2 separate regions of the Homo sapiens genome follow, and region 1 is linked to region 2. The links are chromatin loops, found by intact Hi-C in ENCODE. Cell type or tissue: endothelial cell of umbilical vein. All regions are shown on one strand. Region 1 overlaps SPTAN1 (spectrin alpha, non-erythrocytic 1). Region 2 overlaps ODF2 (outer dense fiber of sperm tails 2).

Region 1 (2,500 bases), 62 kb after region 2:
GTCCCTAAAAATCCCTTTCTTGCAAAACTGTATGTCTAGTGGTGTCCTGCCTGAGAATCAGAATTCATTTTGTAGTATTCCAAATGTCTCTTACATCCAGTGCATTCAACTTGCTGAAAGAATGGCAATCCCAATGCTTTGTTTTTAATAGAGACTCCTTTCAGCTTCACTATAATTTTTTTCTCTCTTTTGGGATTCCATAGAGAAACTGACTGCACTCACTGCAGGTGCCAGGTTTACAGAGTCCAGAGCATTTGACCTTTGGTTCGAAAATGTTTGTATCTGCAGTCTTTTGTGTTGCTTAACGCAGTGGGATTCCCACCCACTGCCTCTGCCTGTACAAGAAGATAGAGCTATATATCCCATAAATACCCCCCAATTTTTTTTATTTTTATACTCCCAAATTTTATGCCCCCAAATACCCCCAAATTTTTATTTGGGGAATGAAAATTCCCCAAATACCAAGAACTGCCTCAAACAGCTGTCTCTTGGCGTTCATCAATAAGACAAAGATATTCATGTCTAATCTATTTTGTAGGAATCCATTTTCAGTTGATACTGTGTATAAGTTTGTGTTTGATATCCTGGATCATTCTGAAGCATGCTGTATCTTTGGATTAAATTAGAAATTTCTTTTTTTTTTTTTTTTTTTTTTGAGACGGAGTCTCGCTCTGTCGCCCAGGCTGGAGTGCAGTGGCGCGATCTCGGCTCACTGCAAGCTCCGCCTCCCAGGTTCACGCCATTCTCCTGCCTCAGCCTCCCGAATAGCTGGGACTACAGGTGCCCGCCACCACGCCCGGCTAATTTTTTGTATTTTTAGTAGAGACGGGGTTTCACCGTGTTAGCCAGGATGGTCTCAATCTCCTGACCTCGTGATCCATCTGCCTCAGCCTCCCAAAGTGCTGGGATTACAGGCGTGAGCCACCGCGCCCAGCTGTATATTAGAAATTTCTAGCCAAGATTCATATATTCAGACCCCACTCTTCTTCCGAGATCTGGTAGTATTGTAAGAATGCTGACAAGTTCATTTTATTCATTTTATTTATTACAATAGAGGACATAGTTGTAATTCCTGCTTTATCCCCCTGAGATTCGCATTACTTGCTGAATGATGCAGCTAACGTTTGACTGCTGCGTTGCAGCATTTATAAATAGCCTACGTCTTCAGTCTCCTCTAATAATATTTTGCAAATATATACCTTTTTTTTTAAGTTACCTTAAATGGGAAGTTGTCCTTAAACATATAGAGAATATACTTAGCACTTCATTTCCCCTCCTTCAGTCTCTATGTGAACAGACTTGATTGGCAAAATCAGAGACAGTTGGCTCCTTTGAGATAAGCAGTCAGTTGATTGCATTCCTAGGAAGTCGTCTCTGTTGTGGTTTTTAGGCAGTTAGTGGAACTGATAGATAGGCTGGTAAGATTGGAGTTTGTTTTTTAATGGCACGTTTCCCAGATTTTTCCTTTCTGGTGCTCTCAAAAGGCGTTAATCCCATATGGCTGGGAACAGCCTGGAACGTTCTCTGTGAAGTCGGCCTTATCAGTCTGCTGCATATGCCAGGGAAGGGGTGGGGTGCTTGCAGCATGCAGCCTCGGTTGTGGAAGGAATGTGGCACGCCCAGGCCGAGCTGAGCTGACATTTCAGTAACTGACAGTTTCGGGTGAGAGGCTGTAGCACCTTTGGATGGCAGGAATTCTTAATGATATTTATGAGAATTTTCCTGTGTTTAATGTAGTCTGCAGAAATGACCCTTTTAGGAGCAAAAAGAAACTGGAACTCGTGTAGATAAACAAGAGACAGCTCCCTGTCAGGTTAAGAGGGGGGAAACTCTCACTAACCCATAATGTTTTTTGGTGTCTCCTGTAATTGCACAAATGAAAATTCTGAATGCTGACTGCAGTGGGAGCACATTGGTGACTTTCAGATACCCAGCTCCCCAGAGACAGCCTGTTGTGGCTTGGCAGACCTCCCACCTACTGACGTCAGCTGATCTACTGCAGGAAAGAAAAGTCCATTATTGCCTGACCAAAGCACTTGGTATAGAATTGACTCGTTCTACTTCACTGGGGTGACAAAGAGGGCCTTTTAGGTTGGTTAATTTCAGCAGGGCCTTGCTGAACTGTCTCTCTGGATTGGCAGGATCAAATCAGCAAGCTGGGCCCAAGCAGGGGGACTTGCTCAGATGGAACCTTTGCGATATTATGATGGAGATTTTCTTATCATAAAGGGCTGTTCCCAAATGTGATTTAATTTCTGTAGCAGGTAAAGGATTTTAGAAATGCAGTGACTCCTGTGATAGGAGGCAGAACAGCACCATACACTCGAATCCTGGAGACTGCCATCTCTTTCAGGAGCTCGTGTGCAGTGTCGTTATTGTTCCATGTGTAACTATGCCTTCCTTGGAAAATTTCTTTACAAGAAAATTTTGGAAGCAAACAAATTAGATGCATAATTTCTCAATGTTTTTCCATCTTAACTGTTTCCTGAGGGTTGAGAAC
Region 2 (2,500 bases):
CAGACACCGAGCCGTAGAATTTCTTTTTTTCTCTTGCTTTAGCTGCTTCTCCTGACTCTTTAACAGATGCACTGCCTGAGATTCTGTCCTGAAAGAAGCAAGCATCCCTTTCTCCCAGAAGCAGTCTGTCTCTGGGTTACTGGAACCATGCCTACGGCCTGCAGTGTCCAAGAAATTATATACCACTCATTTGCAGCGTGACCTTGGGCAAGGCCCCTTTCCCACTCTTGACGTGTGTACTTGTGATAATTAGAAAAGGGGCTACCATTTTTTGAGCACCTCTTCTGTGTTCCTGCATTCTCTCATTTAATTCCATCAGGAACTCTGTGAGGTGCATGTGTTATTTTCCCCATTTTACAGAAAGCAGCCCAAGGCATAGAGAGGAGAAGTAATTCCCCACCATCACAGAGCTAGTACCTAGTAAGCAGGGATTGGAACCCAGCCAGCTCTGTCTGGTTCCCAAGCCCACATTCTCAGTACTGTAACCTTACATTGCCTGCCTTCTCCGTTGAACCTGAGCATTCTCAGGGACTTTGAGCCTTGATAGCTGAGGCTTCTGCATAAAACAGCCCTCTGGGTAAATTCTCAAACTTGCCAACTCAAAAGGATTGACAGATTTCCTGTTGTCTTGCCTGCACTTGTCCCCAGTTAAGAGGAGGTTGAGATCAATAGTACCAGCAACATAACAGGTAAAGCTCTGTGGTTGGTTTGTATGGGCCAGTTAGCCCTGCCAGCTGTTTCTGCCTTCTCATGTCTGTCCTGGATCCTAGCTGGGTCTCTCTGAGTGGCCTCCCCTGATCGAGAAAGCATCTTTGTCATTCTTTAGCATCAAACCTGGTTTCTCCCAGTGTGGGGAGAGCCTTTTGTCTTTGGAGTTGGGCCTAACCTGTCCCTGCTGTCCTTTCTCCTCTAGGTTGTGCGTTGAGACTTGGACACCTGCTGAGGGCACTGTGCCCCTTTCCTGGGTGTGGACAACAGGTCATAGGGAAAGGGGAGGGCTCTAGCGGGAAATTCCTTTGTAAACCAGTCTGTGTTCCTGTCATTTTAGATCGAACACCAGGGGGACAAGCTGGAGATGGCGAGAGAGAAACATCAGGCTTCCCAGAAGGAAAATAAACAGCTGAGTCTGAAGGTGGATGAACTGGAGAGGTTAGAGGCACTTGGTCCCATCTCTGTCCTCTTCCTAGGACCTGAGACTTTCAGCCACTTAGCTGTTTTTTGCTTAGTGTGCGGAAGTGTTGAGGGACTCGAGGCCCTGGAAGGTACTAGGCAGACCTCAGAGGAAAAGCTGCTTCCATTTCAGTGGTAAGCATTGTGGGAGAGAGCAAGGGGGCCTCTCAGCCTGGGGAGACACTCCATGACAGCATGATCAGGATCTGCCCACCTGTAGGCACCACCTGTCCCAAAAGGCATGCCTGGTCCAGGCCTGCCAGGAGGGCCCAGTTTGAATGGAGCAGCCAGTATACTGTGGTGGGGGCACTTCCCCACTCTTTTCTGCCCTTTCTTGCCAGTCACCCTTCCCAAGACCTTTCTGATCTGACCGTTCTCTGTTATTTACGGATTGTTGGAGGCAGTCAGAGGTGAAGGGTACGGCTTTGGGAATCAGAAGCCCTGGCCTTGGGGCCCAGCTCTGCCACTTACCAGCATTGTGATCTTGAGCAAATCATTTAATTCCTTTGAAGCTCAATTTCCTCCTTTTGAGGAAAGGGTCAAGGTAGAGTTTATCTATCTATCTATCTATCTATCTATCATCTATCTATCATGTCACTCTGTCACCCAGGCTGGAGTGCAGTGGTGCAATCTCAGCTCACTGCAACCTCGACCTCCTGGGCTCAAGCAATTCTCCTGCCACAGCCTCCCAAGTAGCTGGGACTACAGGCGTATGCCACCATGCCTGGCTAATTTTTGTATTTTTTGTAGAGATGGGGTTTCGCCGTGTTGCCCAGGCTGGTCCTGAACTCCTGGGTTCAAGTGATCCACCCACCTAGGCCTCCTAGAGTGCTGGGAGTACAGGCGGGAGCCACCACACCTGGCTGATAATAATCTTTTCATGGTGGTGGTGTGAGTCTTCAATGATATAATCCTGGTAAAGGTCCTAGCATGTTACCTGGCATAGAGAAGCGCTCAGTATAGCTTAGAACATGTTATTAGTTAGCTGGTATTATCCCAGTTTTAAATATGAGGAAACTGAGCTTGGGGAGGAGTTAAGTGACTTTCCCAGCATCACACTGTTGGTACCTGGCAAAGCATGACTTAGACCCGTGACTGTCTTCCTCGAGAGCTTCTGTGAGCATCTCTAAGAGGTAGGCAAGAGGCCGGGCGTGGTGTCTCACGCCTGTAATCCCAGCGTTTTGGGAGGCCGAGGCGGGCGGATCACGAGGTCAGGAGATCGAGGCCATCCTGGCTAACACGGTGAAATCCCGTCTCTACTAAAAAAAAAAAAAAAAAAAAAAAATATATATATATATATATATATATATATATATATATATATGTATAA

The links. Peaks named below come from ENCODE experiments on the same cell type or tissue, not always from the same donor. Only the 100,000 strongest peaks of a DNase experiment are listed, where the experiment ranks them.
Region 1: it touches region 2 in a loop (5-fold over the local background); 44 of 110 quality-filtered maps call a loop at or near these places.

Annotation. Positions count from the first base shown.
Region 1 is chr9:128,557,167-128,559,666 of GRCh38, forward strand. The region is part of intron 1 of SPTAN1 (spectrin alpha, non-erythrocytic 1); the gene reads left to right. Among named protein-coding and RNA genes, the nearest start is that of SPTAN1, 5.8 kb to the left of the region's middle. RefSeq lists an enhancer at 1,711-1,770. In endothelial cell of umbilical vein, no CTCF peak of the experiment used is centred here; DNase peaks (open chromatin) are centred at 1,465 and 1,945; H3K27ac peaks cover 1,736 bases.
Region 2 is chr9:128,494,993-128,497,492 of GRCh38, forward strand. ODF2 (outer dense fiber of sperm tails 2) reads left to right here. Exons shown (of 21, transcript NM_001351578.2): 18 at 1,049-1,149. Among named protein-coding and RNA genes, the nearest start is that of GLE1, 8.5 kb to the right of the region's middle. RefSeq lists enhancers at 1-294, 838-1,132. In endothelial cell of umbilical vein, a CTCF peak has its summit at 1,044; no DNase peak of the experiment used is centred here; H3K27ac peaks cover 856 bases.